Regions from separate parts of the Homo sapiens genome. Here region 2 is linked to region 1. The links are chromatin loops, found by intact Hi-C in ENCODE. Cell type or tissue: PC-9. All regions are shown on one strand. Links, peaks and the distances in the headings refer to the core of each region. The heading gives the core; the rest is flanking DNA. Region 1 overlaps PUM2 (pumilio RNA binding family member 2). Region 2 overlaps LAPTM4A (lysosomal protein transmembrane 4 alpha).

The links. Hi-C counts contacts between places; a loop is a spot of excess contacts. Peaks named below come from ENCODE experiments on the same cell type or tissue, not always from the same donor. Only the 100,000 strongest peaks of a DNase experiment are listed, where the experiment ranks them.
Region 2: it touches region 1 in a loop (3.0-fold over the local background); 1 of 110 quality-filtered maps calls a loop at or near these places.

The regions. Positions count from the first base shown.
Region 1 is chr2:20,286,078-20,297,248 of GRCh38, forward strand. PUM2 (pumilio RNA binding family member 2) reads right to left here. Exons shown (of 21, transcript NM_015317.5): 9 at 8,299-8,441; 10 at 4,575-4,713. It also overlaps the pseudogene LOC100421404. Among named protein-coding and RNA genes, the nearest start is that of PUM2, 59 kb to the right of the region's middle. In PC-9, for the core only: CTCF peaks have their summits at 5,133 (motif pointing left) and 5,337; DNase peaks (open chromatin) are centred at 3,144 and 5,134; H3K27ac peaks cover 3,604 bases.
Region 2 is chr2:20,035,259-20,046,429 of GRCh38, forward strand. LAPTM4A (lysosomal protein transmembrane 4 alpha) reads right to left here. Exons shown (of 7, transcript NM_014713.5): 2 at 5,633-5,753; 3 at 2,280-2,356; 4 at 2,058-2,180. Among named protein-coding and RNA genes, the nearest start is that of LAPTM4A, 11 kb to the right of the region's middle. In PC-9, for the core only: no CTCF peak of the experiment used is centred there; DNase peaks (open chromatin) are centred at 5,403 and 5,683; H3K27ac peaks cover 2,013 bases.

The DNA.
Region 1 (11,171 bases), core at 1,607-9,606:
TGTTAATAACTTGAGCTTTTACTCTGACTTCAGGCAGGAAACCATTAGAGTTTTGAGGAGAGGAGTGAATTACTTCGACTTTTCTTACACCCAAGTTACTATGTAGAGAGAGGACTCCATAGGGGAGAAAAGAGGGACAAGAAGATGTGAGAAGCCAGATGGAAAGCTAATCCAGAGGAGAAGTAATGAGGACCAAGTCAAAATAGAAGTGACAGTAGAAAGGTAGTTGAATTCGGAGAACCCTAGAGATTTGCTGAAATTAGACGTGGGATGTGAGGTAAAAAGTAGTCAAGGATTCCCCTTATTTTTTGGCCTAAGAATTATAAGAACAGAATTTCTATTTATGATAAAGATGGACATCATAATTTATCTAGTCAACATTTTCTAATTTACTAACATGAGATTGTTCCTAATAGCTAATGATTACTTTTCCTGTTATTGGTTATTTATGCCTTCTCTGTTTTGATGAGTCTCTGAGGTTATCAACTTTATTGTCTTTTCAAAGAGGTGGTCAACTTCATTGTCTTCAAAGTAATTTCCGGGATAATTATTTTGTTTATTACTTTTCATTCATATCAGCTCCTATTTTTATTATTTGCTTCCTTCTACATTCTTTGGTTTTATTCTCTCTCTTTTTTTTAGAGTTTCTGGATAAATGCTTAACTCATTCATTTCCAGCCTAATTTTCTAATGTAATCATTAAAACCTATATATTCTCTATGCTATGTTTTTGTTCTAATCCACAAGTTTAAATATGCAGCATTTTCACTGTAATTCTGTTCAAAAGTTGCTAATTTCCATTCTTTTTGTCTATGGCCATACAACCCTGATCGTGCCTGATCTCATCTGAATTATCTTTTTGCTACTGAGAAAGTCTGTGACTGGTTAGATGAATGTATGAAGAGTGGGAAAAGGAAAAAAAAACGACGTAGGGAAGAATGAAGACAAGACATGGGGAATTGAAAAACAAAAACAAAAAAACATGGTCCTCGTACTCAAGAATTATGCAATCTAGCACAGGAGGAAACACACCCCTTCTTAATTCTAAAATGCCATTTACTTTAACATATGACATAGATCTAACAACTTCCCTTCAGAGAAACAAAACTCTCTAAGACATTTCCCATCTACGACCACATTAAAATAAGAGTTGTAGAATGGTGAAAATAAACCACAAATAGCTAAATGAAATGCAAGGCACACAGAAGTACTAAAAGAAGATGCAAGTAATATACCAAAGAGAGCAGACAAGGGAGTAATTATCAATGAATGAGCACTGGGAAAGATTGAGGAAAGCTTCATGAAAGGGACCATATTAAAAGATGAGAAGGATAGTTAATCACAAAATGTTTATGGGCTGAAATTTTAAAAAGCAAGAACTATATACACCAATTTTGTTTAAAATTTATAAAGGGGTATTTTAAGCTAGAAAAAAAAAGAACATGAGCTAGGACTAGAGGCATAGAAGTGCATGGTATGTTTGGGTAACAGTATATGGTCTAGTGCATTAAAGCACAGGACTATGAAGGAAGTTGAGAGATTTGGTAGGCCCATAATCTCAGCACTTTGGGAGGCCAAGGCAGGAAAATTGCTTGAGGCCAGGAGTTCAAGACCAGTCTCGCAACACAGACACTGTCTCCATAAAAATAAAAATGACCATGAGACAGAATGGTAGAGAATTGGCAAGTTATTGGATGTGGAGGCACAGAAGAAAACCAATAGTTAAAGGTAACTTTGAAGTTGCAGCCAAGAGTTTCTAGTTCTAGAGAAAGTAAAGTGAAACAAGGTAAACAGTAGACAGGAAAATTTGGAAATGTGAGTTCATTTTCTGACATTTTCAATTTGAGGAGTGCCTGCAACATAAAAGTAGAAATGTCTGGTATAAGGACAGACATGTATTAGGTGTTCAGAAAAGAATCCAAGATGCAGATGTAAATTCACAGGGATAATAGTTGAAAGGATTAATGCAAATATACTCTCCTGAGGAATAAGTCTAAAGTATCTCCACTTTTCCTATCTGAAACGAAAATTCAAAAAGGAAAATAACTTGGGCACGGTTAAACAATAGCTATGTGGTGGAAATACAGCAAATCTGACTCTGAAGAAGGCAGCCATTAAGCCAGACTGTCTTTTATATTTAAGGATATACATAGAGGAAGCAGAGACTGATAAAAAAGCAATGAGAGGTGAAAAGGCTATGAGTGAAATACCACTCCGCAGAAAAGAGTTACAAAGAGTTGGACACAGTCAACAGGGTGAACTGCAACAAACTGAGCATAAAAAAAGATACAGAGGAAATTATACTTTGTAACTGTCACTAAGTTATATTAGAGATACTGCAAAGGAATTATAGAGGCAGAATTTAAAAGTTATGGGATAGAGTATAAATTTTGACAAATAGTCCATGAGGGAAGCAGAGCAGAGATAAAGCTTTTTAGGATGAACAGGCAGAATAGCACAGTGGGGTTGAAAGGAAGGATTGGGAGAGGGAAAGACTAAAGATTCAAGACGGAAAAACAATAGCACACAGGATATAAAGCAGAAGAGTTAAGAATAGAACAGTAACTAGGGATCTGATAAAGTACTGAAGAAAGCTAGAAAGAAGAGCTAAAGTATGAGGCCTGAAGGAACATCGATTTTCTCAAGTGAGCCCTTTTTAGTATACACATTAGCTTTATAACTATGTAACTATTTGGATATGGAAAATGAGAATTATTTCATCATCATAGTCTGGGCACAATGAAGTAAAGAAGGCATCAAAGAAAGTTTTAGTGTGAGGGGATCATGTGAACAGCCCAAAAGTCACTGAAACATACAAATACAAATCCTAGTAAGGCCCTTCTTATGAGAGTGGTTTTTTCGTTTGTATTTCTAAAAAGGCTAAAAAGTTGTGGCTCAAAAGATTAAGTAATCCACTTTAAGACATGTTGTGTGGCTGGGCGTGGTGGCTCACATCTGTAATCCCAGCACTTTGGGAGGCCAAGGTGGGTGGATCATGAGGTCAGGAGTTCAAGACCAGCCGGCCAATATGGTGAAGCCCCGTCTCTACTAAAAATACAAAAGAAAAAAAAAAGTTGGGTGTGGTGGCACGTGCCTAAGAAATGAGTAATAGGGCCAGCATCAAGAGCCTAGGAGGATCAATGAGTTACAGGACACAGCAAACACATGCAGGCCAGAGGCACTCTTCTTAATTCCAGGTTCCACAGAGAAACTAGTTAAGCAGGAAAAATTGTTGTACTCCATAACTCCTCTCTCCGTTCTACATATAGCTAAAACCTAAGAAGAACCCAAAATAGTCTCAGTGGCCCTCAAAAACTCCCAGCTCACTTTTCAGCCCAACGTCCATGTGCCTAAAACAACTTCAGCTTCACAGTCCATTTCTCAAAAGTCTGCTTTTGCCAAGGTCTCTAATCCACAATGACTCCATGACAGTAGAGTCCAGGAAGCAAAAATATATGGCTGGGGTATAAAAAATAAAATAATGAGAATGCCACCCACTCTACTATCATTTCTACTTCAGGGACAGCAGGATGAAAATCTCTTTATCCCGTGAACCAGACAAGATGATAAATTCAGATCTTAAAATTCCAGAGAGAAAGAATAAATGTAATTGAAATAGAAATCCTTCAAACAACAAACCAAAGTATTTACAAGTACTTAATATATAAAAGAAACTCTCAATCATGCAAGTCATTATTTTTTCCAATACACTGAACACATTTCCTAAATGATCTGAATAGAAAAGTAAACTGCATTATGATTAAATGGAAATTGGAACTCAAATATCATTAGTAAGTAACCCATATACGGACAACCACTGATATACCAAAAGTGAAAAAAAGCATACTTAAATCTCCAAAAGAGAATGGCAAGTTATGCCTTATCTACTGATATTCAAATATAGCTTTAAAGTTTAAAAACAAATGCTGCATTTTTTTTACTTAGAAAACAACCGTTCTTCCTCCATTATTATTAGTGATCATTTCACAAAAAAGTACTTTGTTGCCCTTTCCCAAAAGTTGTACAGTAGCAATGGGTAGAAATTTTATACTGTAATTTTTTATACTAGGCTTTCAAAGACACATTATCGACACTGTTGCTATTAAGTTATAAATAATAGTTTTAAACGCTATAAATGGGCTAAACAAGATTAAACAGGGTTCAAAGTAAGAAACATTAGCGGCAAACTTCTGCTATTAACTAAAAGATTATTCTTATAAAGCAGGAGTGGCAAATAGATTGTCTTGCATACCAACTCTCAATAACTGTTTTACTTCTTGAAGCAATATATTAAAAATTCTGGGTTAGGATTAGATAGATGCTATAAAAAAATGGCTGTGTTGAGAATTCTGATACATATTTACCATTCCTGTCGTTGAGTCTCAATTTACCATTCCTGTCGTTGAGTCTCACAATCAATACTGATTTCAATTATTAGCATCTGAGTTCTAAATATTTTGTTACAAGGTAGGCAAGATTTTAAATACAGTTTGATTTTTTTCACTCTTCAGTGTGAGTACCTACACTTAACATCTGAAATCTATTCAAATTTCCACAAATGACCAATTGTATACCTGGCATGCCAGTAGCAAGACCCTGACCAAAAGCCAATGTTGGATTTGCTGCTGCAGCTGCCGCAAGTGATTCTGCTTGCTGCCCTTGCTGACCCTGATTGGGAGTAAGAGGACGCTGACCTGCTCCAGCACGGAGAACCTACAAAGGTAAAATGATTTTCTTAAAATCAATATAAAATAATAGATAAGTAAATTTATCTTGGACAACTGTGTATTTATTACAAACAGCCTTTGGATATTTTTTAAACATTTACATGCAAGGAAATGTAGATTTAGCATGAAAAATCACAAAATACATTAACATCAAAAACACAATCACTAGCTCTTAACAGCTAGAACAATCTATAAAGCAACATGGAGGTTACAGAAAATCTTTGGTTAAAAACTATTTCTAATATCTGTGCTCTTTAACAAAGTAGTTTAAAAAATAATAATAATAATAATGAGCTTTTATTATTCTCAACAACAGAGAAGACTCCAGCCTGACATCTGCTGGAACTGAGTCCACACTGTGGAAGGCACAAGCTGTGGCAGGGCCTGGAAGACATGCCTTAGAGATTCCCTCAGTCCTGCCACCTTGTGGAAGACATTTCAAAAGAATGAATGGTAAACTCATGTGACCAGCAGGGAGGACAACATCGAAGAAACTTTCCTGCCTAAAGTCAGCCTCTGTCCAGAGCTAGTACATGGAAGGAGATACTTCTCCTGGGGTCACATCTTCACTGGAAGGCAGGTGGGAGCTCACTGCTGTGACCCACATATCCTCCTCGCTCGGCGTCTCTATTCTGGTACTTTATCCGACCGACTGCATATTCCTCTGTTCCTTGGCTACAGTGTTTAATTCTTGAGAAGAGAATGTTGAACAAGTCAAGTCCTCGTCACCCTTAGTCAGAACTCTCATTTGACTTGGAAGATTTGTACTTCCATTTTTTCTTCTTTTTCTTTTCTTTCTTCCTTTTCTTTCCTCTTCTTTTTCTTGTGTTTCTCTTTACTTCAGAGGAACTGGAGCTGCTCCCATCTTCATCCAAGATAGAATCCTCCAATAACTGTTTTAACTGCTGTATCCTTACATCCTTTTCATGTCTTTTATTGCCTCACATGCTGCCATATATGGGATCTTCATGTGCTACTCTGAACTGCTCTTTCAGTTACCTTTGATAAAGAAAGGGCATTGTTTGTCGCCCATTTGGTGACCATACCGTTTGCAACGCCAACCCAAGCATCCTTTAATCTTGTTGCTTTAGGAATGAATTTTCCATCACCAAGAAATTATGAAGCAATCCAATGAAAAGTAAGTGCTTAACTTTGACTTCTTTCTCCAGTGGCATCCAAAGTCCTTTAGTTGGTGTGTGAGCCAGAAATTCCCTGGCATGTTCATTGCCTGGTACATCTGGTATGCAGTCTTCTGGCTTAGTGTCATCTTCCTTGATAAGCCCAGGAGGAGGTTTTTTCATAAAAGGACTCCAGGTGCATGAGCTGCATCATGCTGCTTTTGCTCCCGGCGCCACTGCCCTGCAACTTGCCCGGGAGGTGGCCAAAATCCTGGCCTCCGCTACTTGATCCCCGCCTCCCTGTGGCTGGCCCCACGTCAGTGCACGGAGCCCCAGAGCTTAGCGCCGTCAGGCCCATGGCTGACAGTTGGTAGTTTTTTTTTTTTTTTTCCCCAAAGATTTGTTTGGGAGTAGGAGGAATGGCAAAATCTTAAGACTTTAAAATTAGATTTTTTTCTGAGACGAAGTCTCGCTCTATCACACAGGCTGGAGTGCAATGGCATGATCTCAGCTCACTGCAACCTCTACCTCCTGGATTCAAGTGCTTCTCCCACCTCAGCCTCCCCAGTAGCTAGGACAACAGGCGCACGCCACCACGCTTGGCTAAGTTTTTGTATTTAGTAGAGACGGGGTTTCACCATTTTGGCCAGGCTGGTCTCTAACTCCTGACCTCAAGTGATCCACTGCACCCGGCCTAAAATTAGATTTTATTAAAATTATTTTCTAGGCTGGGCGCAGTGGCTCACACCTGTAATCCCAGCACTTTGGGAGGCCAAGGCAGGCGGATCACCTGAGGTCGGGAGTTCAAGACCAGCCTGACCAACATGGAGAAACCCTGTTCTCTATTAAAAATACAAAATTAGCCAGGCATGATGGCACGTGCCTGTCATCCCAGCTACTTGGGAGGCTGAGGCAAGAGAATTGCTGCCGGGAGGCAGAGGTTGTGGTGAGCTGAGATCACTCCATTGCACTCCAGTCTGGGCAACAAGAGCAAAACTCCATCTCAAAAAAAACAAAACAAAACAAAACAAAACAACACTAAGGCTGAAAAAGGAAATACGGAAAGATTCGGCAAATAAATTCGAATTTGTTACGAGACTGATGCAGACCAAACCAAGTTTTCAGGATTCAGAAGCCTTAATAAGAGTAAAAGCTGCTTTTAAACATATTTTTAAAAGAACACAGGATTATATATCAAAACAAGGTGAAAACTTAGTCTGGTCAAGGTTTACTATTCCGCAATACATAGCTGTTGTAGCAATCATACATAAGCATGATAAATTTAATCATTAATTTTAAACAACTCAGGACAAGTGGGAGTCGTAAGTCCTTCTCTGTAAGTAAGCATCAAACACAGGTGTGTATATTTTAAGCTAATGTGACATTACATTTGTCCAAACATACAGATTACAAAATAATTTATTAAACAATGAAGTGATATGATGTCAAAGGACTGAGCCAAAAACAGCTTCAACAGAGCATCTATGTAGAATCAAAATATATTACCCGAGAGCGGTGGCTCACGCCTATAATTCCGGCACTTTGAAAGGTCGAGGTGGGTGGATTACTTGAGGCCAGGAGTTCAAGACCAGCCTGGCCAACATGGTGAAACCCCGTCTCTAATAAAAATAGAAAAAATTAGCTGGGTGTGGTGGTGCACACCTGTAATCCCAGCTACTTGGAAGACTGAGGTATAAGAGTCACTTGAACCTGGGGTGGAAGTTGCAGTGAGCCAAGATCGTGCCACTACACTCCAGCCTAGGTGACAGAGTAAGACTGCTAAAAATAAAAATAAAATAAAATAAAAAATAAAATATATTAAAGGAAATTCAGAATAAAGTTTAACTGCCAAGTAAGCAATACCATGGTGCTTCTTCGGTATAAATACAATGAATGTGACAGTCAGAATTCTGTTATTTATTATAGTGTTTTTAGATTTATCAAGTTAGTTCTTTTGAAAAAGGCTCAAAATTTTAAAGATATAAACATCTTTCTTTTTCCAGAAATTAAAGCTAACCTTTAGTGAAAATATTTTATCATTTCTTGCTTAAAAATAAAAAATACCTACTAATCCCTTTTTACTGGTCAGAAACACATTAACATTTAAAATTGTAATTTAAATACCTGGAAAAATATGAAGGAATAATTATTTTGATAGGAACATTATTAACACACTAACATGAAGTGATGAAAAGAAATTTAGAAACTGCTAGAGATTTCAAGATCGCAAAATAACAGAAACACAGAAACTGAATATAACCAAATCTTTTAAATTCATATAATACTGATTAGGAAAAATAAAATCCCATGCATAAATACTTGCGTATCAACTGTATGCCAGGAGTCGTGTTACACAGTGAGGAAACGTAAGTCGAAAAACACAAATCTTAAACATTAGGAGCTCAAAGAATTTCAAAGAATACTTGGTATTACTTAATAGAAGGAAGGCCTACCTGTTGCTGTCCAGGCTGAGCTTGTGATGCTGCTTGCTGACTGGCTGTGTTATTTGCCGCAGCTGCAGCTTGCTGCTGAAATAAGTTGGCTGGATACACCCCCCATGGAACGCCGTAATACTGAGGTGGAACCACTGCTGGACCTAAACCCCACACCCGACCCCCGAATAAAAAGTTACTAGATTTTACATAGACATGAGGTTAGCTACCTATCATCAGATTATAAAAGGGGGCAGGAAGAAGACTTAGAGAAGAACATGTCTTTATAATAAAAGACAAAGTATTGATGGGTGACAGCAATGGTCTTAAAGGGAAAAGATGAGAATCCATCCTCAAGGAATCCAACCTCAAGGCTACCAATAAACTGATAGGACACTTAACCATCTATTCAACATTTAATGAATGCCAATTTTTGGGTCTGACACTATACAGATAATATATTCAGGGAACACAGATTCCATAAAACTAAGATTTTTTAAATGCTCATTCATCGTTTCTCTCAGAGAATTTTGACTACTGAGATGGATTACAAGATACTTTTAAAATATTTTACTTTCCAATCTATAACACAAAACTGGGGAACATTCTGGTACCAAGCATGCTACAATGGTATTTGAGTTGAAAACCTTAAATTTTAAAATATTTTTCATATTTCAGTCACGATTCTCACAGAACAACTGCAAATTATAAGAAAACAAATGAGACGTCAGCATTTATGTGGTTAGGAAAATGAAACTGAGTCAAGACAAGAAAGCACTAGATAATATAAGCAGAAAGAAAAATAGAAGGGAAACTAGGAAAATAAGAATAAATTGTTCCTGCTCTAGTCTACTTTATTCAAGATAATATTTGATTCCTAGAAAGTAAATAGTTTTATGCACAATAAGCTTCACCATTAAAGTAATGAATAAAATGTCATGATTCCTGACTTACATAACAAACATGTCCTAAAATGTTATCAGTGGAATTTTAGGACATCTTTATTTGTATTAATGTATTTTTAAAAGTCAAACTCTCGGTTTCACGTTGCATTCAAAGGGGAAAAAAGCCCAGTATATTTGACTGAATCACTAAAATAAAAAGCTTTTATTTCTACAGATAGCCAGGTAAGCTGAACCTGAAATGAGGACTATTAAAACACCGAATAGAGTTTACCAAAAAAAGGGTACATTGTAAAAATAAAACAATAAAAAGATACATTGTAAAAATAATAAAAAGGGTACACCGTAAAAATAAAACAATGAAAAGGATACATCGTAAAAATAAAATAAAAAGGACACATTGTAAAAATGAAAGGATATATTATAAAAAATATAAGTTTTGTAAACTCTATTCATAACATCTACCTAGAAACTCATCCAACCTAGCCAGGAGCCTGAATTTATTAACATGCTGAAATTATTATATTTTGGATATGTTGGGACAAATTAAAGAGTATTATTGAAATTAATTTTATTGCTTTTTACTTTTATATTGTGACTACTACAAAATCTTAAACTACATTTTCTGGCTCACATTGTATTTCTACTGGACAATGCTGGTCCTAGAAAACTTAAGTCCAAAATACATAGAATGCTTATACACAAACTAAATGACCTCTTCAAGTTACTTCTATCAGACCCACAGTTTAGTGGTTCTCTGTATTATACCAACACTTTACATAGTAACATCCAGTTAAATGGCACCAGAAAAGCTCACATCCTTATAGAATCACATCCAAGTCCACACCAAAAGCTAATGACAGCTTAGTTTCATTGTCGTAGCTAAGATATCAAATATAAATCTGAAATTTCTTCCCCGTTTTTTAAAACAAGATCTTGACTTTAAAAATCAGTCTTGGCCGGGCGCGGTGGCTCACGCCTGTAATCCCAGCACTTTGGGAGGCCGAGGCAGGCGGATCACAAGGTCAGGAGATGGAGACCATCCTGGCTAACACAGTGAAACCCCGTCTCTACGAAAAATACAAAAAATTAGCCAGGCGTGGTGGTGGGCGCCTGTAGTCCCAGCTACTCGGGAGGCTGAGGCAGGAGAATGGTGTGAACCCGGGAGGCGGAGCTTGCAGTGAGCCGAGATCGTGCCACTGCACTCCAGCCTGGGCAACAGAGCGAGACTCTGTCTCAAAAAAAAAAAAAAAGTCAGTCTCCTAGGAAAATACTGACTGTCAGAAGTGGGTTTCAAACTGATTAGTGACAATATTTCAGTCAAGATATCGCTCAAAGCCCCCCCAGCCCCCCCAAAAACAACAGGGACAGCCTCAAGTTTTGAAAGTCAGCCCATTAGCAGACTCATTCCAATAAACAAAATTCTAAGGCAGATATCAACCTATTCTTGCCTGTATAATCAATATAAACAATGCCTCAGACTAACTCATTTCTGTCTTTGTAGCCACCTCAACCTAAAACAAACTCTTCCCAAGAACCCCAACTAAGATCAGCAAATCGCTTTGTTCAAATAAGACTGTGCCTGATCAGCACACAACTTTTCCTTACTTACACAGACAATAAATACAGCTTTTTTGTTGTTGTTTTCATTTTTAGACAGTCTCACTCTGTCACCCAGGCCAGGCGCTTCGGCATCCCAAAGAGCTAGGATTACAGGTGTGAGCCACTGCACCTGGCCAGCTTTGGCTTTTATTTCAGATTCTGGGTGGTAGTCTCAGGCTGGGCAGTTTTTAGTACGTTCTTTCCAACTTGATCCAAACTTTTTGTCCCCCACCTTGTTTGTACATTTTAGCATTGCTCAAGAAATTTTAGATACATATTTTCTCAGAATTACTGTATCTGTTTATCTTACTCTATTCTACCCCTGACCTATGTATGCAGGCCACCTACCTCTATTTTATTTTCTGAGAAGTAATTTTACTTTGCATTGTC
Region 2 (11,171 bases), core at 1,007-9,006, 250 kb before region 1:
AGTACATTTGATAACCCACAATGCTCCAAAAAGTCTAAATTTAGCTCGTTTTCTCTTTACTTTTCACTATTTTCCATCTTTCTGGCCTTTGGAAAAACACTATCGCCTATATGGCACTGGAGATCAGTCCCTGTGTCACTTGCATCATTAACTCAGGAGATGCTCAGTTCTGTGTAAGTTCTACAGATAAACTGGGCCATTTTAATGCTACAAGGGGAAAATTATTTTTCTAAATGTCAATCGTTTGTCTCAACTCTCATCAGACAGGGGCAAAAATACACCCACTGGTTACAATGTCAGGCAAGACATAAGTTTTACTGCAGACATACTCTGTTCTACTGAAAAGCATCAGCTATATTCATTTAAATACTTAATCAGCCCTGACTGTGTACAAGGCAATGAGCTAAGTTCAGGGAGAAAGGTGTTATAAAAGAAGAATTTCAGATTTAAAAACTAACCAACAGAGGAAATACCTTCCAGTCTGAGGCACTAAGTGAACAAAACAGAGGAGAGAAAACACCAGGGTCTCTAAAAGGAATAATAAATTTTTATCTTCTTTTCTATAAAGCTGATTTAATTTTTTTAAGTTATGCTTGTTTTTAATGGAAATGTCAACAAGAAGGCCTAATTACATTTTCATTTAAAAAGCAACATAAACAGAAATCCCAAAGGACTGAAAAAAATAGAAAAAAAAAATTTTAAGAACACACTACTCCCCAAACCCCAGCCAGGTTGTCTCCTTGGGAAAAAAGCTGTTTTTTTGATCTTCATCTATAAACAAAAAGAAAAACACAGAAGGTGGAGCTCATGAGGGAATGCTATGCTAAGGGTTTTACTCAGAAGGCAGGGAGGCACCACTTGAAATTTCTCCCCCGGAGATGACATGAGCAGAGAGCCACACAGAAGCCGCTGACCGTGGCTGACCAGGCCAACAGCCCTGCCCCTGGCCACCTTTCTCCAGGCTTCCCCACCCTCCCTCTGTGTGCCAGCCACCATGGCCAGCTTCTAGTGCCCTCACTATGCTGCTTCTTGCCTCAAGGTCTCTCTTTTATCTGGAACATTGTCTTCTATACTTTCTCTATCTTAATTCCTGTTCAAACTCCTGAGTACAATTCAAATCTCACTTCCCAGCCCAGGTTTAGTACCCATGTGATATCCACTCCCACAGTAACCTACAATGGTGTATCAGTTAACTGTCAACTTCCTGATTCCTTCACCAGGAAGTAAGCTCCACTGATGCATCTCTATGACCTAGCAGAGTGCCTTGCACATAAGAGCAACCAGCGAATGTTTTCTGAATAAATGAATGATGAATTTGGTGGTGTGGAAAATGGGCTAGGCAGGAAATCTGGTAGTGGGAAGAAAAGTTCTGAAAGACAGCACTTTGGAAATGAACTGAGGATACTCCTGCCAATTTTCATCTACCTAGATCCCATATCTCCTTCTGACCACCTCCACGACGCCCTCCTTGGCCACCCAGCCCAGAGTTTTCCCTGCCCCCCTCCATATGACATTAATCGAAGTTCCTTATTTGCTGCTGCTGTGACAGCTCCCGCTTGTTATCACAGGTAACATCTTCATGTATCTTGACTCCCCAAATATTACAGTTTGCTCGCTAAACTGTAATATTCGCAGTTATCTTTATATCCACACCATTCACCAACAGTGCCTAGCAAAGGGCTAAAAACATAGTAGGCACTGGAATACTTGCTACAGATGTCTGTAAAGACAATAAGCTAGTCACTTAAAGAGTGCCATACACAGTCAAATTACTGTACCTTTGGATGCTCAAAAACAAAAGCTGAACTACTAGTTCCATAATATCCATTTCTAGGAACTCTTAATACTGCATTATCCAAATGGATGGTAAGAAATTACTCTACTTTCATCTTGCCAGTTTTGTCACAGTAGCTAAGAGAGCAGAAATAATTATTTTAAGACACTTTCAAAAGCAAGCGGAGTAGTTAAAAATAATACCTAAGGCTGATTCAGAATTTAAATGTAAACATTTTACTCAAAATGAAAAAAAAATAAGTTTAATGAGCATACACACTTACTAGTTGATCCAGATATTCTTTGATTCTTGGCAAATAGGTGAGAGAACTAATAGCAACCAGGCAACTGAGGACGAAGTCAAAAAGTCGGTAACAGAAGAATGGAATCAGCCAACCCACTTGATACTGGAGAAAAAATAACAACCATAACATTGTATCACATATAGGAAATTACTAAGCTCCCCTAAGGTCAAACTCTAAAAGATGAAAATACAGTATACTTACAGAAATTGCTCCATAAACCAGCATTGAACTGATTATAAACATAAGAACAGAGACGGCAAAAAGAACACAGGCATTATCTAAGAAAACAAAAACAAAAATCTAATTAAGCTACTTACACAACAAAAAGAACAAAACTTCACTTAAAGCTAGCTTTAAAATATTAAATTTAAATATTTTCAAAATTGGCTATAAAAAGATCTAAGGCCAAGAGGGTAAAAAAAAAAAAAAAAAATCAAAGTCTCAGCATGAAGTAAGGAACCTTGAGACATTCACACAAAGCACTTATTTGTTAAATCGCTCCAACGACTCACTGACATGGGTGTAGGATGGCACATGAACCACATTCTCTGCTAGAGAAACAGGTCCCTGTGCCCTTATGAGCCCAGGAATCTGAAGATGTGCAAACAGATCATTATAATCCAATGTGTCAAGTGCTACAACAGAGGCAGAAACAATTTGCTTTGCCTGAAGCATCAGGAAAAAATATGAAGAAATGACACAAGATGGGTCTTATGAGTAGGGTTTAGCTGGAAGGAATGGCTGGCAATTGCTTAAAAGACAAGTGTATTAAACTCAGAATGCTACATACATTACCCTTTGCTCTAGATAAATATAACCTGAAATTCAAATTTCGCCATTAACCTCACTTCCCCACCCAACCTCCCAAACACCAAAATTCATTGCTTCCTGCACCCTGGTATCTATGTTAACACACACTACTTTCTTCTTCGTTTCTCAACTCTTCCTCAGGTTGTTCCAACTCTCCATTAATCCATGTTCACTAATTTTTTCACAAAACAGCCAAGTAATCTCAAGCAATTCTAAACCGTGCCTGACTTACTGAATTTCTTAGCACAAATCTGTAGTTGATTCTGTGACTCTGGACAGTTTTTTCTTTCTTTTCCTGAGACAGAGTCTTGCTCTGTCGCCCAGGCTAGAGTGCAGTGGCGCGATCTCGGCTCACTGCAACCTCAACCTCCCAGGTTCATGTGATTCTCTTGCCTCAGCCTCCCAAGTAGCTGGAATTATAGGCAAGCACCACCACATCCAGCTAATTTCTGTATTTCTAGTAGAGACGAGGTTTCACCATGTTGGCCAGGCTGGTCTAAACTCCCAACATCAGGTGATCCGTCTGGGCAGAGATTAAGAAACTGGGGGGGATGGGCACGGCAACCCACACCTGTAATCTCAGTACTCTGAGAGACTAAGGTGGGAAAATTACTTGAGGCCAGGAGTTCAAGACCAACCTGGGCAATATAGCAAGACCCTGTATGCACAAAAGATGTTTTAAAAATGAAAAAAGAAAAAAAATACTGAGGGCACTAATAATGATGAATGACTAGAACAACTGCTGAATATTCCCTATTGGGTAAATGTATATACAACTTTTTTTTTTTCTTTGAGACAATCTCACTGTCACCCAGGCTGGAGTGCAGTGGCACAATCTCAGCTCACTGCAACCTCTGCCTCCCAGGTTCATGAGATTCTTTTGCCTCAGCCTCCAGAGTAGCTAGGATTGCAGGCCTGCGCCACCAAGCCCAGCTAATTTTTGTATTTTTAATAGAGACAGGATTTCACCATGTTAGCCAGGCTAGTCTCAAACTCCTGACCTCAAGTGATTCACCTGCCTCGGCCTCCCAAAGTGATGGGATTACAGGCATGAGCCACCATGCACAGCATGTATATATAATTTATCACTGGGCAGTAAAACCTCATCAATATTTGGCACTAAACTAGGAATAGTCCTCTTTACTTTTTTCTTAGAGGATACAGGATTGATAAATGTTAAGAATTTAAAGGACTTCCCTGCTACAACATGCAAACTTCCACTTAGAAGAATTCAGGTAAAAACAAAATATGAAATTAAACAGGTATTATCAAACTTGAAAGCAAAATTTGTAATTCAAATAATCGGCTTTCAAGAGTCTGCTATGGGCTGGGCACAGTGGCTCATGCCTGTAATCTCAGCACTTTGGGAGGCTGAAGTGGGAGGGTCCCTTGAAGCCGGGAGCTCAAGACCAGCCTGGTAAAGACAGGGAGACCCGATCTCCACAAAAATTTAGCTACTCAGGCAGCTGAGGTGGGAGGATCACTTGAGCTCAGGAATTCTGGGTTACAGTGAGCTATTACTGTACCACTGCACTCCAGTTGGGACAACAAAGTAAGACCTTTTCTCTAAAAAACTTTTTTTAAACAAATAAATAATATAAATGTGATTTTAAAAATGAAGGGCGCTGGCTGGGCGCTGTGGCACGCCTGTAATCCCAGCACTTTGGGAGGCTGAGGCGGGTGGATCACCTAAGGTCGGGAGTTCGAGACCAACCTGACCAACATGGAGTAACTCTAAAAATACAAAAAATTAGCCGGGTGTGGTGGTGTGTGCCTGTAATCCCAGCTACTCAGGAGGCTGAGGCAGGAGAATCGCTTGAACCCAGGAGGCAGAGGTTGCCCTGAGCCGAGATCGCACCACTGCACTCCAGCCTGGGCAACAAGCGCAAAACTCTGTCTCAAAAAAAAAGAAAGGCATTTATCCCATTCATAAGGGTAGAGCCCTCATGGCCTAATCACCACCCAAGGGTCCTACCTCTTAATATCATCACCTTGGAGGTTAAGCTCCAGCATGTGAATTTTGGAGGGACACATATATTGTAACCATAGCAACTTCTCCTTTCTACTAGTAGCTACATTAAAAAAAAAGTCTTATGAAGCCTGCATGCTTATTTTGATTTCAAGGTACATTTTACACATTTCTCAAAAACTTAATAGTCCATTACATTTTCTGGCTAGAAATGCTCTATTGTAATCCTCACTGAATCTCTCTGAAAAACCCATCAAAATACTTTCCTGCCTCAGCAAGAATGACTTAAATATAATTTAACTTGTTACCCTTATTATGTAACCATTTTAACTTTCTGAAATGTAACTTAAGCATAATCTAATCAATCCCCTAAATAACCAGTGTGTGTGGAGACAGACAGACATGGGCCAACAACATTTTGGTCAACAATGGACTGCATATATCATGAGGGTTCCATAACACTGTAATAGTGTATTTACAGTATTACTATATTTTTCCATCTTTAGATACACACCTATTTGCCACTGTATGATAACTGCCTACAGTATTCGGTACAGTAACCTGCTGTACAGGTTTTAGCCTAGGAGTCTCTACCACATCGCCTAGGTGTATAGTAGGCTACGCTATCTAGGTTTGTGTAAGTACACCCTATGATGTTCACACAACAATATCACCCAGTGACATTTCTCAGAATGTGTCCCCATCATTAAACAACACAGGACTGTATATAAAAATTAGCAGGGGAGATTTTTTTGTTTTTCTATTAAACACATACCAGCCATTCTCTCAGACGAATAGTAATTACCGATGACTTCATACTGAATGTTGACAGCTGGCATGGAGTTTGGATGAGTCACTTCCACAGTCAGCAAAATTGCCATCAATAGGTTTACTACCTGGAAAAGATAACATTCTATCAGTTACATTAATTACCATCACGACGCAATCTTAGCACAATCTCTAGATGTCCTCTCATATTTAAGATTGTCTTACTTGAAGTAACAAAGATATAAAATAGTGGGAGACTACCTGTGAGATAAAACAATACGCAATTACCACTATGAGAATAATTTAAAAATAAATATTTTATAAAGTATAAGTAATATTAACCATTTGAGAGATAAGATGCTTAACCAATACACCAGAAAAAAATTAAAACTAAAGAATCATTACAAATGGTTCATGTTCGAAGCTACCTATTTATTCATATACCAATCTCAGAATTTCTGGATTTGAAGAAGTTACTGTTCATCTGTTATATTTATTCATCAGATGCCCGAAACCCCTCCACAGCATCTCTCATCAGGTGACAGAGAACTCACTATTTCCTCTAGAGCTAGACTCAAATGCTTAAGAGACTTACCAAGATACTGAAAGTCACTTATCTACTAGTCTTACTTTTGTGTGTGTGTGTGTATGTGTATGTGTGCGTGTGTGTGATATGGAGTCTCACTCTATTGCCCAGGGTGGAGTGCAGTGGTGCAATCTCAGCTCACTGAAGCCTCCCCTTCCTAGGCTCATGTGATCCTCCCACCTCAGCCACCTGGTAGCTGGGATTACAGGTGCCCACGACCATACGCGGGTGATTTTTGTATTTTTAGTAGAGACGGGGTTTCACTATGTTGGCCAGGCTGGTCTCTAATTCCTGACCTCAAGTGATACACCCAGCCCTAGCCTCCCAAAGTGTTGGTATTACAGGCGTGAGCCACCACGCCCGGCCTTAAATCTACCTTTTGAGATAATGTGCTCTCCCTTCTAAATAAGTGCTCCAATACCTGAAAACAGCCTCCAAATACTGTGTTCTCTAGAATAGACATGCAGATCTTTAAGCCATTCCTCTGACTAGCATGTTTCCTAGCTACCTATTTCCCTTTTGTCTTCCTCTTTACACATGCTCCAGTTTGATGGACATATATTAAAATGAGGTAAAGTCACCCTGGTCAGAACATAATGGGATCTCAGTTCTCATATTCTGGCTAACGAATTTCAATTAATGCAACCTGAAGTTGTACTGAGGTTTTTTGTTTTTGTTAGAAACAAGGTCTCACCATATTGCCTAGGCTGGTCTTGAACTCTTGGCCTCAAGTGATCCTCCTGCTTTAGCCTCCCAACATGCTGTGATTACAGGCATGAGCCACCGCACCCAGCCTGCATTGGCTTTACAAATTTTCTGAATATCACATGAGAGTAACTCCCTAAAACACCAAGTTCTTTTTCACACTTGATTGTGCTAAGCTCCCACCTGTACAGTTGGATTCAGAGGCCCAAGCATAGGCCTTAATATACCTGTAATTGAGTTTCATCTTATTACATTCTTGCCTATGAAGATTTTCTGGATGTGGATTCTGACACACTACAGATTTACTGTCTCAACTTCCTGAATTTAGGATCAGCATGTAATCAGTATTTCCATCTAAGTTACTAACAAAAGAGAACAGAGGTGAGGACAAAGCTGCCAGAGGCTGCCCCTTCCCATTAACTAGCAACTTCTGAATAAAATTGTTTAGCTCTTTAGAGGAACAGCCTGCTGAAATCCCATTATAATATCTGAATTTTCCTAGTCTCCCAGGGTTGTAAATCCATTTTAAAAGGAAATGAGTTGTGCCTGTAGTTGTTGGCCAATCCCTGTGGTATCCCAGGAGGCTTCACTGCATTTAAGTACTCAGAAAGAGTATTGTTAACGACTCAAGACAGAAATCTCACGTAGGATTGGAGTTAGGCTTCCTTATCTAGCATAGTAAAGTTCACAGAATTTGCCCTCCTTCCCTTTGTGAAAATGTGAACATCTGGAATTTTCAAGGGTTAAGTTCCTATCAGTAGTATTTTAATTTATTTAGTTTTTGAGATGGAGTCTCGCTCTGTCGCCCAGGCTGGAGTGCAGTAGCGCAATCTCGGCTCACTGCAGCCTCCACCTCCTGGGTTCAAGCGATTCTCCTGCCTCAGTCCCCGGGGTAGCTGGGACTTTTTTTTTTTTTGAGACCAAGCCTTGCTCTGTCACCCAAGCTGGAGTGCAGTGGCGCAATCTCAGCTCACTGCAGCTTCCACCTCTTGGGTTCAAGCAATTCTCACACCTCAGCCTCCCAAGTAGCTGGGACCTTTTTTTTTTTTTTTTTTTTTGAGACCAAGCCTCGCTCTGTCACCCAGGCTGGAGTGCAGTGGCACGATCTCGGCTTACTGCAGCTTCCACCTCTTGGGTTCAGGCCATTCTCACACCTCAGCCTCCCGAGTAGCTGGGACTACAGGCGTGCACCATTCAAGCCTGGCTAATTTTTGTATTTTTAGTAGAGGTGGGGTTTCGCCACGTTGGCCAGGCTGGTCTCAAACTCCTGACCTCAAGTGATCCACCAGCCTTGGCCTCCCAAAGTGCTGGGATTACAGGTGTGAGCCACTGTGTCGGCCAGCTATCGATAGTATTTTAAACAAACTATTATATACTTCTCTCCTGTTTCACCTTGAATGATAAACACACAGGAAATGCATTTTCCTTTTATCAGCTGAAGTCATTTCACTAACATCCGCTAGATAAGCAGATCAAGTTTTATTTTAGGGTAGGTGATCTAAACAATGCCACAATATGAAATTTGGAATCAACCAATATTTATTGAGGATATGCTTTATGACATGTGTATTTACGTGTATTACTTCACTTATTCCTCACAACAACCCGTGAAGTAAGTATTACCAAAGCCTATGTGTAGATGGGGAAACTTAAGATTCAGTAAAGCTATATAACTTGTGTTAAGCTTGCTGAGCTGACAGATGGGAGAATCAGGACACAAGTCTGGTTTTTAAGACATCCTCCTTCTCAGCACTACGTGATTATTAATAAACATTCCCCAGTAACTCCTATTTTAAGGTCTTTCCCAAAGAAACCATTATCTAAGGCTATAAAATGTTTAGACTTTACTGTCTATGTTCAGCAGCAAGCCTCTTTCCTTGCATTGTTCAGAGGCAAGGCATGATATCTTTCAATTCTTGAGAGGACTTACCAGGAACAATCACTTTTGCAAGGTGGCTCTCCCCAGTTGAAAGCTGATTTTTTTTGTTGCCCACATTTGCTGCAATGGGTTTTGGCCAGCGTGTGTGGTGTATGAGTATGAGCTAATACAACTAGGTGAATTAATTACTGAACTATCAGATATATCTACTAAAACGTTATATGTTCTGTGTATGGAAATCAGTTTGAAATCAATTAGGCAAACTCTTCTTTGCTAAACACAGCATAGTCACAGTGAAAAAGCTCTCTGCGGTACAGAAATTCCTTTGTCAAGAAAAGCATGCAAACCCAATTACTAAATGAAGGGAATGACATGCCAAAAACATTTAGGAGTTCTATTTTCCCTTCTTAAATATTTTTATTACATGAAGGATTTCTAAAAATCTCACACCTATAGTCCCAGCTACTTGGGAGGCTGAGGTGGGAAGGATCGCCTGAGCTCTGGAGACCAGCCTAGGCAACAATACTAAGTCTGTCTCTTAAAAAACAAAAGAACTCTTCACTTTTCTTCTCTTCCATGGATAAGTCACACGCTCATCCACTATTATCTTCTTTTAGTACTAGAGACACTTCAAGTTTAATTTCACTGTGGGTCATACCACTAAATATTAAACAAAATAAATCGTAGGGCCAATCAGAAGGACCAAGAAACAGTGAAATAAATTTCAATGCTACTTCATTAAAAGCTTTTTCCAAATCTTCTTTGAGTTAATTATATTCCATTAGATCACATCATTTCATTAGAACCCCAACTTACATCTTAAAGTATTACACTGGAAAACCCATCCTTGTGACTTAAAAAAATTTTTTTTGTAGAGATGGAGTCTCACTATGTTGTCCAGTCTGGTCTTGAACTCCTGGCCTCAAGTGATCCTACTGCATTGGCCTCCTAAAGTGCTAGGATGACAGGCACGAGCCACCGCTCCTGGCATCCTTTGATCTTAAAGATATTCACCAACGAACGCCTACCTTGTGCTCACATGTAAGCCCTGGCAACTTATCTCTGATTAAAGTTGATATTTCTAAATTACATGTTTAGCTTTTCAAAAAATACATAAAATTAACTGTAATCTTACAATACAAAATTTCTCTGAAAATATCCAACTATGTACTAACTATTACAAATATTTATTCCTGATTCACTTTTTCCTTTCACTGTATTCAGGAAAGAAAGTTAATAAAAATGTAATTTAAAAAGAATGATTAAGCTGGGGACAGTGGTGTGTGCCTGTAGTCCCAGCTGGTCAGGTGCCTGAGGTGGGAGGATTGTTTGAGCCCAGTTCAAGGCTGCAGTGTGCTATAATCATGCCATTGCACACCAGCACAGGCAACATAGCAAGACCCCATCTCTTTAAAAAAAAAAAAAAAAGATTAAATTATTAACTTCTAAACTTGGCAATATGGAGAGGTATAGAATGCAGCAATATTTTAGCAGCATGGGCTGCGGATTCACCACTCAATGTGTTAACAGTACTGTAAATTTAATCAGTCAAATCAGGTGGTGTGCATTGTTTTTGAAAGCTTCTACATCTTATGTAAGTGTGTACAATAAGAAATCTGTTAGATTTGACTTGTTACAAAATAACTGTATCAGATCCATGGAAGCACAGGGCCTGAAGAGAGGAATTCTTTGTTTTCTTCTTTCACTGCCACACCTATTCCAGAAGATTCTCTGGAGACTTTAAAAAAAAAATCATTTTTCAGTTTTCCCACAGTAATTTGCCCAGAGCCAGTATCTACTGAGATAATAATTAAAACAGTGTGTCTGGTTTAAGGAGGCATCCAGATAAGGGCTTCCCATGCAGAGAAAGCACCCACAGGAGGGTCAATCTACAGAACTAAGCAAAGCCTGTTATCTGATAAAGATCAAAATTGACTATCTTTAAAACGTTTTTTAGCCATAAAAAAGGATTAGTTCATGTCCTTTGCAGGGACATGGATGAAGCTGGAAACCATCATTCTCAGCAAACTATTACAAGGACAGAAAACCAAACACCGCATGTTCTCACTCATAGGTGGGAACTGAACAATGAGAACACTTGGACACAGGGTGGGGAACATCACACACCTACACCAGGGCCTGTCAGCGGGTGGCGGGCTGGGGGAGGGATAGCATTAGGAGAAATAACTAATGTAAATGATGAGTTGATGGGTGCAGCAAACCAACATGGCACATGTATACCTATGCAACAAACCTGCACGCTGTGGACATGTACCCTAGAACTTACAGTATAATTTAAAAAAAAAAAGTTTTTTGTTGTTGTTTACTGTTACATGCAGATACAACTGAGTATTCACAATATTTTTTGGAGGAGAC